Linked DNA regions of Homo sapiens: region 2 is linked to region 1. The links are chromatin contacts, found by Hi-C in ENCODE. All regions are on one chromosome and are shown on one strand. The core of a region is the stretch at or near the end of the contact, and the rest is flanking DNA. Distances in the headings are between cores, read along the strand shown.

The links. Hi-C counts contacts between places; a loop is a spot of excess contacts on that map.
Region 2: a loop to region 1 is called in a map of head of caudate nucleus, with 8 times the contacts of the local background. The contact joins two enhancer-like sites. A Hi-C loop is called at or near these places in 2 of 168 maps with a recorded cell type or tissue (endothelial cell of hepatic sinusoid and head of caudate nucleus).

What each region holds. Positions count from the first base shown.
Region 1 is chr14:58,862,625-58,869,375 of GRCh38, reverse strand. The region is part of intron 1 of LINC01500 (long intergenic non-protein coding RNA 1500); the gene reads right to left. Among named protein-coding and RNA genes, the nearest start is that of LINC01500, 38 kb to the right of the region's middle. Within about 2 kb of position 3,760, at least 3 of the 41 ENCODE cell types and tissues checked have a DNase peak (open chromatin) inside an H3K27ac peak, as active enhancers do.
Region 2 is chr14:58,894,253-58,900,849 of GRCh38, reverse strand. LINC01500 (long intergenic non-protein coding RNA 1500) reads right to left here. Exons shown (of 6, transcript NR_110547.1): 2 at 6,519-6,597. Among named protein-coding and RNA genes, the nearest start is that of LINC01500, 69 kb to the right of the region's middle. Within about 2 kb of position 1,374, at least 2 of the 41 ENCODE cell types and tissues checked have a DNase peak (open chromatin) inside an H3K27ac peak, as active enhancers do.

The sequences.
Region 1 (6,751 bases), core at 2,511-5,010:
ACTGGCTTACCATTGGATGGAGCTGATTTTCTGGGTCATGTATAGAGATAACAGATGAGAAGTGGCCACATGTGAATATACCTTCCTTCATAATTCAATTTCAGACTCTATTTCTGGGTGAAAATAGTCCACTTGATATTTCTAGAGTGAATCACAAGTTGTATAACTTGTTCTCATTCATTCATCAAATAATTATTGCATACAGTAGAGTATATTTTTAAGGGGATGGTCGCTGGAGTCAGATTTCATGGGTTCAAATCCTGGCTTCAGCTCTTATTATGTGACCTTACACAAGTTACTTAACCTCTCTGTGCCTCAGTTTTCTCATGTATAAAATGGGCATAATATATTAGAAGATTTCTGTGACAATTAGACGATATATTTATTTAATTTACTTACTAATAACTTACATAAAACAGTGTCTGGAACCTAAGGGCTCAAAATGCCAGCTGTTAGAATTACTCCTTTGTATTCAGTCACAGACTAGAAACTCGGGACATGAAGAGTCCCTGGCTTCCAAAGGCTTCCTATTCAATAGAGAAGGTGGCTACATCAAAGATAAAAGTGTGATACCATAGACATAAAGCAGTGAGCAATAGGATCATGAAGAAGGAAGTTTTTAACTCTACCCAAGGATGCTGGGCAAAGCTAAAATAGTCTCTCCTCTGGGAGTCTGAGTCTTGTAGGGTTAGTTGGAATTTGTCAAGGAGACGAAGGACATTCAAGGCAGCATAATAATCAACGAGAAACCTTGAAGAGGAGCAAGGCAGGGCAGCATACAACTAAGTCAGGCAGGCTGTACTTAGGTTGGTAATGAGAGGAAGGGAAGAAGAGACAGAAGATGCTGGGAAGTATCAGCAGAGATCAAGGCATGAAACCTTTCATATCTCATGCTTATGAGTTTAAACTTTATCCTGTAAAGCCTTCCCTTCTCTCAACCTGGAGCCTTGGAAGAAAATATGTCAAAAGGTTCTTCCAGCCTTAGAAGCACAGTTTACTTAACAACAGGCATGACAATATACACTCTTATTTTTCTATTAAAATAAACTCAGATACTGTGGTGTGGATTGCAACGTTTGTATAATAAACTCAGATACTGTGGCACGGTTGCAACATTTGGATAACTTTGTAAGGGATTTCAATGAAATCTAGAACTTACAGTGGTATGCTTAGAGCTACACCTCCAGACCCCCAAGAGCAGACATTTATTCTCTCCAGAGGGGTTTGCCAGAGGAGAAAAACAGAAAAGATGACTTGACTGAGAAGACCAGAAGAGACATCTGTGTCATGTCTCATTCAAAGACAGCTTTGCACAAGTATCAGGGAATCATGGAAGAATTTGAAGGAGAGAACTGTCATAAGTAGATTGAGAATAATCACTCTGGTTTTGATGTAATTCTAAAATAATAATAATAATAAAAGAGATGTTCGGGTGTGATGGCTCACGCCTGTAATCCCAGCACTTTGGGAGGTCAAGGTGAAAGGAACACTTGAGCCCAGGAGTTTGAGATTAGCCTGGTCAACACGGCGAGACCCCATCTTTACAACAAACTAAAAGAATTAGCCAGGCATGGTGAGGCATACCTGTAGTCCCAGCTACTCAGGAGGATGAGATGAGAGGATTGCTTGAGCCTGGGAAGTCAAAGCTGCAGTGAGCCATGGTCGCACCACTGCACTCCATCCTGGTTGACAGAGTGAGACCCTGTCTCAAAATAATAATAATAATAATTATTATTATTATTATTATTAATAAATAAATAAAAGGGATAAAACCAGAAGCAGAAAGGCCCAAGGGGAGGCTAATTCCAAAACCTGAACCCAAGATAGTTCAGCTCACCCTTTTGTTATTCCTAAACATCCTACACTTCTCTTACATAATTTTTTCTTTTGAGACAGGGCTTTACTCTTGTTTCCCAGGCTGTGGGGTGCATGGTACAATCACAGCTCACTGCAACCTCAAACTCCTGGACCTAAGTTATCCTTGTGCCTTAACCTCCTGAATAACTGGGACTACAGGCTCATGCCACTGCACTCAGCTAATTTTATTTTTTGTAGAGACAGGAGTCTAGCTATGTTGACCAGGCTGATCTCGAACTCCTGGCCTCAAGCAATTATCCCACCTCAGACTCTCAAAGTGCTGAGATTACAGATGTGAGCCATGGGCCCAGGTCTTTCATAATTTGGCACTCTTTGCCAAACTAAACCTTAAGAAAGAATAAACTATACATGTTAACATATACGTGGCATACATTTGCTATCCAACAAATGGTTGTTAAATCAATATACAAACAAATGGAAGAATGAACTTGATACAAACTATTTTACTGGGTCTAGCATTTTTTCTCTGGAATAGGCCAAAATATATACTTAGATAGATATTAATAGATATAGATGTATAAATATCTTCTTTGATGATTTGAAATTTCTTTTTATCCCTGAAATTTAAATTCATGAAATAATATTTGTTGAGTTGATCCCAATTTTATTAATCCTATTTATTGGTTCTACATTCATCATTCTTTTTACAGAGGAGGGGCTGAAAAACTCAGAGCTCAAGTACCTTGCCAGGGTCATATAATCAGGAAAGGAAAAACAACCTTAACCTGGGCCTAGCTAACCCAAGGCTGTTCCCTTACCCATTGTGCTATACATTAGACTAAATAGGCTAACTAGAGTAAGCTCTGTGGATATCATGACATTTGATCTGGTTCCTAAAGGGAAGGTCAGTGTCCACATATTTGAGATAGGCGGGTAGGACATTCCAACTCCAGAAGGAAAATATGAGCAATATTCAGCATCCAAAGAATCCCTGGTATCTTGGGAGAAGAGCAAGTAAACCAATGGGGCCTAGATATAAAGAACTTGGAGAGCAAAGAAAAAGTTAAAAGTGGGAAGTACGATTAGAAAACTGGGTTAGGGCTAGATACCGTCTGGCCAACCAAGTCCAAGAGGGAAGTGAACCACAGCAGGTTTCCCAGCAGGGAGAAGGCATGGCCTGAGCTGAATGACGTGCAGATTTCTTGAGGTCTGAGCTTTTAAAGGTGAACTCAAGAAAGCTAACTCCTTTGTGTATCAGTTTCTATGCTGTTAGATGAGCAGCTTATATAACTCAGATCCACTCCTCAGCTCTTCAGGAAAGTAGCCTAGTTAATTTTCACAAGCTGACTGAAGATAAATCATGATCCAGAACAATAGTAGTCATTCTTATGGTGTGTTTTCCTTTCCCAACCTCAAATTCATCAGAGGATTTAAAAAATAAAGCTGGTTTTCTCTACTGGGTTTCTTTGCTTCTGGGTTTTGGAACCGAGTGTTTACACAAGGCCAAGTGTTCTGCTAGTTCATGAAATTATACACTGGATGGATACATCATTTGTCTTTTCTTAGAAGACCAGAAAATGAAGCATCTGGCCTTCTTGGTTTCTTGCCACCATTAGAATCATCTTCATTCAGGAGTCACAGTTTGCTGTGGATCTTAGTGGAAAGGTTTGAAACTTGCTTCTGGTTCTCCAGGTCTTACAGGGTGGAGTGAAATTTGATGTGGGCGGGGGGAAATATTCAGCTCCTTACATTTTGCTCTTCTCTTTTTCCCTTGAAGTTAGACATTCATCAGGCTTGCCTGGTAGGAGGTTGCAAGCCAAAAATAGCATGCAGTTGGGTGAGGTCTGGAACACAGAACCTCAGTGTAGGCAAACAACACCACCCACACCCCAGCCCTGAGGATTCTGACATCACATTCCCACAGCCGAGTATGTAAGACATCGTTATGTCCTAAGCATCCATTGCAAGCTACGGAAGCAATATGGAAAACACCCCCGTATATTGTAAAACATGTTAATTGAAACCAGACTTTGGCTCCTCCTTTTTAAATCCAGGTGAAAGTTCATTATCCTTAGGGGGAAAAAATGAATATGAGCAATGTATTTTTCTTGGACTTGGAAAATATTGCTCAGAATCCACTACATCTTATCTGTTAGAACTGCCCCCTCCCCACTCCCACATCCACCTATTTTCCTTGCATCTTTCACATGTTCCCCATCCCTCACCACACTGACTTCCCTACCCTCTTCCCACTCCCAGCCAGATGACTTACAGAAATAAACGAGAACTGTTATTTCCTCAGTGGGCTGGGCTTTCGATAATGTTAAGCTGTTTAGGTTGAAGCTGTGGCCTGACTTTGTCAAAAGCCATATGGTGCTGAGACAAAACTGGGGAGTAGGAGAGCACCGCCAAGATCTGCAAGATCTGTGACGAACCAAAGCTGTGAGTTTCATGAGGAAAGAGGAGATTAAGGGCGTTCTGGCTTTTTTGGCAAAAGCCCCAGTTGAACACAGGAATGCCCAGAGGCAAAAGCAACTCAACCTACAACAAATTAATAAAACAATCTGTTGATCCTGGCTTTGCTGTCAACACAGTAGACTAAAGACGCTTCTCAACTTCCAGGAAATAAGCACTCACAAGCCTCCCACCTTTACACTGAGGCATATGCCCAGTCTCCCAGGACCAAATAAGAGGAATTGTTTTCTGTGTGTCTCTTACTCAGTGATGTATTAAACTGGTTACATGAAGCATTTATAACAACATGCTCTTTCTTTTGTGAAAAAATTCCACACGTCCCTCCTAAGAGAGATGCAAGTGTTTCAGTGACTTAGTCATTATAGAATTCCATCAGGAACAAAAAAAGCTACATAACTTTTACTAGAAATAAATGGGAAAGAAAAATATTTGTTGTTATTTCCCCTTAAAATTTTACCATGAATAAAAAAGTAAAACATAATCTTCCACACGATAACATCCACAAAATGTATTCACCCTCCTTGATCCAACTATTATATATTATAGTCTTACAGAATCCAAATATGTTTATTCTAATAGAATTTTTATTCAAATATTTTTGACATGGAGTTAGCTTTGTGTTATAATTTCAAAATACTTTTCTTTTTAAAAAAATATACTTCCGAGATTCTGAAAGAGAAAACAAGGAAAGCCAGTTGCATGTACTAAAAAATAAGGTGACTGCAACCATCTCAAGGCAAAGCGAATAGGACTCGAATATAGTTTTAAATGGTCCTAAATAGGCCACTTCACTGGAAAGAGTTAGAAATGGGTATCTGCATAGAGTAAGTTTATTATACAGGTTGTAACATATATAAGTCAGGAAGTATGAACTGGCCTCCCGTTTTGTTTAGAGTAGGGAGTTGAAAATAATTTACAATAGATAAGCTAATGAGACTGGATGCTGTGGTTAATATGAGCTAACTTAGAGGGGGAGAGAGAAAGCTGTAGTACAAATACGCTCCAAACAAAAGATGTCAACACTCAGGGTAGGAAAGTAGGAACTTCAAAGCTAATAGTAGAAAGAAAATAACTGTGAAAGTTGAGATGGACTAAATATTGCTTTTTCTCCTGATTTCCGCAGAAACCGAGACAGTACCCACTGCCAGCAGCAGATGGGAAGTCTAAACAGGAGAGACTGAATAAAGCTGACAACTGAGGCAGGATAAAGAAGAGAAGGAACAAAGAAGGAGGGGGCAGGAAAAGAAGCCAAGCAGAACATGCTAGCCTGTCGATTTTGTCTTCCATTAAGGCTTCAGCAGAAGATAAGAAAAGCTAAGCCACGTCAGTGAAGGGAGGACAGCAGGAAGGCTTTCAGGGGAAGATTTGTGGTGTGGATTCACTCGGCATTGATGAGAGCAGCTCCCCAGACAGATACCGAGGTAAGAACTCTGGTTATTAATGAAATCAGGATGAACTCACAGGGTATCATTTGTAATCATTTAAATTCCAGAAAATAGAAGAGCTTCAATTCATCAACAGAAGTAGATTTTTTTAAGCCTATTTCAGAGAAAAAGACTAGATATACAAATATTTTTTGGCAATTCTGTTTAACAGGCCAAGACTAAATGTTTTATTCTCAAAAATGACAACAATGAAAACAAGCAATTTGTGTTAAAATTAGAGGGACATAATGATGTTCTAACTGTTACAGGGAAAGCAACAGCACATTTGAAATATGTACATAGAAAGTACACATGAGAAAGAGAATTGTAGCAAGGCGGGGGGGTTAAATTCCCACAATGTTGTTTTCAATTAAAGATAGGGAAGGTAAGATTAGATAGCCAAAAAGACATGATAGAAGAATAAGTGGAAGATGGATGGATGGATGGATGGATGGATGGATGGATGAATATAGATAAGGAGGTCAATTGATTGACACATAAATCCAAAAGACTAAGCTATGTGCACAAAAAAATCATTTAGGTACTTTAAAAGAACAAGGCACCCATATTTCATCCTTTTCAAACAAATTGTATACAATCTCTTTAATGACAAAATTAAAACATATTTATTCAAACGGTCCAATTCACATCAAAACAAGAAGAGGCCTACACAGCTGGGCCAGTTAACATGAATGAATAACTTAGCCAGTAACATCTGCCAAATGAATGTAGAGAGAACTCCAGAGGCTTTAAAAGGAGAAACCAGAGAAGAGGCTTCCGGAAGAAAATGAGAAAAATAAAGGTGATTAATTTAGGATTCAGGAGTGAGAGTGAAGAGGTTAGAAAATGAAATAGGTAGAATAAAAAGACACTAAAAATGTAAGAAAAAAACTAACACAAATTATAAACCTCAAGAAACAGAAAGGAGATACATGAATACATATTATAGCAGTAAGGATTTTTTGTTTGAAGACTCCACCAACCTATGAGCCAGAGAAGGTGCTGGCTGCCAGCCTTACTGTGCAGCCTTGCAT
Region 2 (6,597 bases), core at 125-2,624, 34 kb before region 1:
GAGGCCATGGTTATCACATAAGAGAACCAGCATAGAACAATATTATGGAAGCCAAAGGGAAGGCAAGAATTCTGAGGGACAGCAAATCCATGTGGTACATAGAGTTCACATAAGATTGAGACTTAAAGTGTCCCTTGGATTTAGGAATTGGGAGGCCAATGGTGACCTAAGCACCACAGAATCGTGGGGCAAAACCTGATTAAAGAGGGTTGGGAATGGAGACACAATTTTAAGAAACTTGCCTCTGAAAGAAAAGGAGAGATCTCAGACAGCAACTAGAAAGAGCTGTTCTTTCAAAATGCAGAGGATTCAGGTGTAGTAAGAATTCAGGCTTAGGGTCAAACAAACTTCAATTTGAACCTCAGTTCTACCACTTAAAAAGCCATGTGAACTTGGGAAAGGTAGCTATTCCTTCTGTGTCTGTTTCCAATTCAGTTAAATAGAGATAGTAATACTTGCCTTGCTGGGTTGTTGTGAGGGTGAAATTAGATGAGAGCTAGGTATGTGGCATGGAGCAATGTTCTATAAATGATAGCCATTATTACTAAAGGATGAACACGAGAAATTATGTTTCTAGGCTAGCAGGAAGAAGCTAATGGGGAGGATTGAAAATAATGGATATATTAGAAAAAAAAGATAATGAAAAGTCCTGTGACCAGAATAAATGAGATTAATTAGCTAGGTGGAGAGGTTCACCTTGACCAGGAAGGGAGAAAGAGGGAGTGAAAAGTGGTGATATAAATGATTGCCTCTGGAGGGAGAGGAGTTGTGAAATTAATGGAGTCCATGACTGATAACCTCTTTTTACCAGAGAAGTATAAGCAAAGATTATCTGCTATTATTAAACATGATGGGACAAGATAATGGCATGAGTAGTAAAGAGTATTTGCTGAAAGGAACAGGAGAAAATGCAGATCAAAGACAATATAAATAGATGAGTATCGCTGAGGGCCTCAGTGAAACTGGAAACCCTAGATAAGCAGTGGCCCCCACCTGTATGTCTATGTGTTCTGCTCCAGCATCTGTCATTGACCTGGGTTGATTGTCCATCTCCCATCACCAAAATGTAAGCTGAGAGTAGAAATTTTGTCCATCTTTTCACCACTACATCTGATGATTGGTGCAGAGTAGATAATAAATAGCTGTTAAAGGAACAAAATTCATGGGTATACAAATGCAAAAAGAAAATCATAAAGATTGCATAAGTTGTGGATGCATAGAATGGAACAATAATTTGGGTGGAAAAGAACTACGGGAGCATATGAGAAAATTATGAGAATGACACAAGTGAATCAGACTGCAATGGGAATGAAGAGAAGCCACAGGAAAATTGCTCAACTGAGATAGAGTTGTGATATGTCACAGCTGTGATACCTCACAAGGCCAGAGGATTTCATGAGTCGAAAGGGGGGGAAAAGATTCAGTGGAAGAGTTTCAATTGACTCTTAAAATTTCAAAGGTGAAACTATTACTGAAGATAGAATATGTCCAATGGATCGAAAAATTAGAAACAAACAGAGACAAAAGTCAATGAAGCTGAAGGTCCAGGAACTGTGAAAGTAGAGTAAAGCTTTAATTATTTTTTGTAGTAGTTTTAGGACCATAAAACAGACTGAAAAGAAACCAAACTGGATCTCTCTCTTTCCAGAGTTATCTGTGTACGTTCCATCTCCCTGCCGAGTAGGGATTGTGCTATACTCACACATGGGACATTGTTAAAGTTAATAAAAGATAAGGTAGAATTTCTTAGTTCCTTCCACTTATACCCACCATTAAGCCAGTGCTGTCAATCAAAAGCAGCACTGTGAAAATCTGTCCAATTCGTGCTCCCAGTGAGGAAGCCAAATGTTAAAGCCAGTGGAAGGTTAGCAATTAATTTAGCAGTAGGGATGATGTCAATGACAGACTGCCTCAAATATCAGTTAAATAATTCTTCCTCTAAATGACTGTTAAGAAATACAAAGATTTCAAAATTTAAAGTTTTACTAAAATCTGATAAAATGCATGTGGGGTGAATTTCCTGAATCATCCAAATACCCAGCCGATTGGTCAGCATTACTCATCCTTTCTGTGGCTCAGTTATCTCACATGCAAAGTAGAGGTAATAAGAGTACTGTATTAGTCTGTTCTCATGCTGCCAATAAAGACATACCCAAGACTGGGCAATTTATAAAGGAAAGAGGTTTAACTGGCTCACAGTTCCACATGGCTGGGGTGGCCTCACAATTATGGTGGAAGGCTAATGAGGAGCAAGGTCACGTCTTACATGGTGGCAGGCAAAAGAGCTTGTGCAGGGTAACTTCCATATATAAAACCATCGGATCTCATGAGACTTATTTACTACCATGAGAACAGAATGGGGGAAATGGCCCCAATGATTCAATTATCTCCACCTGGTCGTGCCCTTGACACATGGGGATTATTACGATTCAAGGTGAGATTTGGGTGGGGGCACAGCCAAACCACATCAAGTACCCTCCCTCTATGGTGTTTGGATGATTAAATGAGGTGATATTTGTAAAGACTTTAGCACAGCACAGGGCCTGGCACATAGGAAAGATTCAAGAAATGAGACCCACGGTTGTGTTTTTCCATGAGAATGAAACAAAGCCCAGGCCTTCTAATCTACCTTCCTATACTCAGTCATTCACAGGAATTGCTATGCACTGCATATTGGTGCTCCCTAAAATTCATGTGTTGAAACCTAATTTCCAATGTGATGGTATTTGGAGGTGGGGCCTGTGGGAAGTGATTAGGTCAGGAGGGCAGAGCCCTCATGAATGGAATTAGTACCCTCATGAAAAAGACTCCAGAGAGCTCTCTTGCCCTTCTGCCATGTGAGAAGACAGTGAAAATATAGCCATCTGTGAACTGGGAAGCAGGCCTTCACCAGGAACTGACACCAAATTTACTGGTGCCTTGATTTTGGACTTGCTAGCCTCAAGAACTGTGAGAAATTTCTGTTGTTTATAAGCCACCCAGGCTATGGTATTCTGTTATAGCAGCCTGAATGGACTAAGACAGAGATAGTAACTCAAAAGTTACTCTGGGCTTCCAGTTCAAGATCAAAGACAGAACATGTGTACTAACTTCCTCTCCCAAAATCACACTGAATTATTGTAAAGTATAAGAAATTCATATATAAAAAGTCCCAAGTATGGCAAGCATGTTAGTTTGCTATGACGAAGTACTATACCACAGGCTGGGTGGCTTAAATAACAGAAATTTATTTGCTTATAATTCTAAAGCCTAGAAGTTCAAGATCAAGGTATCAGTAGGGTTGTTTCCTTCTGAGGCCTCTCTCCTTGGTTTATAGATAACTATCTTCTCCCCTGTGTCTTTGCTTTAAACAGTCTTTGCTTTAAACACGTCTATGTCCTAATCTCACCCTCTTATAGGACACTGGTTATATGAGCTTAGGGTACACCCTAATGACCTCATTTAGCCTTAATTACCTCTTTAAAGATCTTCTCTTTAAACACAGCCACATTCTGAGGTACTGGGGGCTAGGGCTTCAACATATGAATTTAAGGGGACACAATTCAGCCCATAAAAGGAAGTATGGGCATGAAGTAAGAAAAGATCTAGATAAATTTTTGGAAAACAAAAGACAATTGGAAACCAAATGATGGATAATCCAGAGATAGGCACAAATCAGCAAGGGTGAAGAAAAGGCTGAAGTGGATGTGAGTGCCATCTTCAGAGAGGATTTCTGAAGGGCTCCCAGTTCTAAGTCAGCTATGAAGAGTACCTAGGGAAGGAGACCCAAGACAGGGGTAATTGTCTAAAGACCTGAGTAAATAAGGGATAACTGGTGTTGGCTAAGCCCCAGCCCTGCTCATGCAGAGTTGTTGCCATTTGAAGTCAGAATACAGAGCTCTAAGTAAATTGGGCTGTCAACATGGATGGAGCTCAGGCATCTATTATGGGGATGGTATTCCAGAGTAGGACCCTGCTCACCTGGGCCCTGGGAGCCCCAACCTGCCTGATCTTCCTTAATCGTGCAGTCTAACGTGAAGGCTGTCATTGAATACGTATTGCATCCAAAACACAAAGCTTATAATTGGTCTTCACATTCAGGAGGCGATCTATTAGTGAAAAAGATCTATATGAAGATGAAAGACATGCACATCAGCTCCCTATACTAACCAACCTAATCCTTCACTTAAAAATATGACTAAACAAGAAAGGATTATCAGAAATGTGAGGAAAATTAAGAGTACAAGAGAAAAATAAAAGAGGAGCCAACAGAAAAATTAACTCTAAGGGATTCAGAAATAATTCAGGGGAATGGGGAAGGAACAAAGTTGAAATGAAAGAACGATGGAAATCAAGAAAAAGAATTTTAAAGGAAGAAAGAAGGAAACCCATCAGGGCAGTCAACTGTGTTCTAATAGGAGTTCCTGAAGAGAAGGACAATAAAAATGGAGGGGGGAATTATCTGAGAAACAATAAAAGAAAGATTTTCCAAAAGACCAGTCTTCAGGCTAAAAGGTTATATAGTACTGAACAGAATGAAAGAAAAAGGACATAAAAAACTTTAAAACATGAAGATTGAAGAGAAGATCTCCCAAATTTTGACAAATAAAACCCAACTTACTTACAAAAAAGAGAGAATCAGGTTGACATGCTATTTCTTATCAGCAACCACGGATTTTAGAAAAAGAAGAACGAAGGCTTCCAAAGTTCAGGAGAATTATTTTGAATCTAGAGTTCTGTATGCAGAAAAATTCTAATTGACTATAAAAGTAAAATACAGACTTTCAGACATAATATTCAAGATTCCTTCCCATTGATCTTTCTTTAAAAAGCAGATAATCTTTAAAAGGTGAGAATGTACTTGTGCAAAACAAAATAAAAAAATGGAAAAAGTAGGTAGAGACTGTTTGAGGGCAGACAACACTATAAGAACACTAATTTTCTCATGTAATCTCCTTTAAAGTGTTGGCTACATATAATAAATCAAGATATGTATGTTTAACTATATCATCTGAAATTATTAAAGTTACCAATAGAATATCTGAAAATAAAAAGACAAGTAAAAACAAAATTGAGGGTGGGGTAGGATTTCTCTTAGTGAACTAAATTCCTCAATCCAAAATAGGCAGATAATAAAGGTAAATGTCTGCTTGTGACATTGGTCAGCTAGCTGCCAAAAGATAAAGACACACAAACAAAAGAAGTTCTCCTTGAACTTGGAAGGGTCAATGGGGAGTAGGTAGTGGGCAGCAGGAAGGCTTTTTATACCTTCAGCCTTATATGAATTTTTATTGCTATGGAAGTGTATTATTTTTATAATGATTAAAAACTCTTTCTAAAGATTTCTAAGTCATGCTCTCAAACCACAGTTAAGTTCATCTTCCATTGGGTTTGGGGGTGATTCTTGATTCTTTAGCTAGCTACTTGCTCTCCACCTGGAAGAGATGTCATCAACAGCAAAAGCCTGGACACTTGTGTTTTCAGCAGTTTATATAATATAATCTTTTTCCAGCTAAAGGACATTTCATAGAATATTTTGTGGCTCCACTGTCCACTCTATCTCCACTCCTTTTTTATTCACACTTTTCTTTCCTCTTTTCTGGTCCCAATGCCATGAATTCACAGTTTCTATGCAATCCAATTATGAAATTTTTTTTCGTGAAAAAAAATCACTAGCACCATTAGCCTGCAAAATACATCAAATTTATATCTTTCTAATAATAAAGTTAACAACTGTGCTAGTATTACTTTTAAAAATGCTTTATTTCACATGTATATATACATAAACCTATGATATAACACAGCTATAGTTCCCATCGTAAGGACATGTGAGAATCGAAAAGCAAACTGGAATAACACTTCTATTCAGGACTTTAAATTAAATCTCTACTTCACCACTGTCAAGTCATTTTCCCTTGGTAAAAGTTCAGGACAAAGATTGAGCTTTCCCAGGTCTCTTTGTTCATGTTTGTACCAGTTCCTCTTGGTTATCTTGTCCCAGGATCCTACCAATAAGGGTTGTTTTTCTGCTTTCCTCTTGTAACAGTCAGTAAACTTCAGATCTGGGTCTCTCCTTTTCTAACATCCTTAACAATGAACAACTGGGCTTTAGATGTTACTGTTAACACTGCTTGCTTAAGCCTCATCTCATTGAGAAATATAAGCATACTCTAAGGTGTTAGCAGTTTTTACTTATTGTGTTAGTTTTCTATTGCTGGTACAATAAATTACTACAAACCTCATAGCTTAGCAAGGCACATTTATTATCTTACAGTTTTGTAGGTCAGAAATTGGACACAGGTCTCACTAGACTAAAACCAGTGTCATCAGGGTTGCATTCCTTTCTGTCAGATCTAGAGAAGAATCCATTTCCTTGTCTTTTCCAACTTCTAGAAGCTGCCTTCATTCCTTGGCTTATGACTCCATTCCTCTGTCTTCAAAGTCAGTGACAGTAGAGTCCACACTGCCACCTCTCTGATTCTCTGTAGCTGAGAAATATTCATTGCTTTTAAGGACTTACGTCATTAGATTGCGCCTACCTGTATAATCCAGGATAATCTTCCCTTCTCAAAGTTCTTAACCTTAATCACATCAGCAAAGTCCCTTTTGTCATGTTAG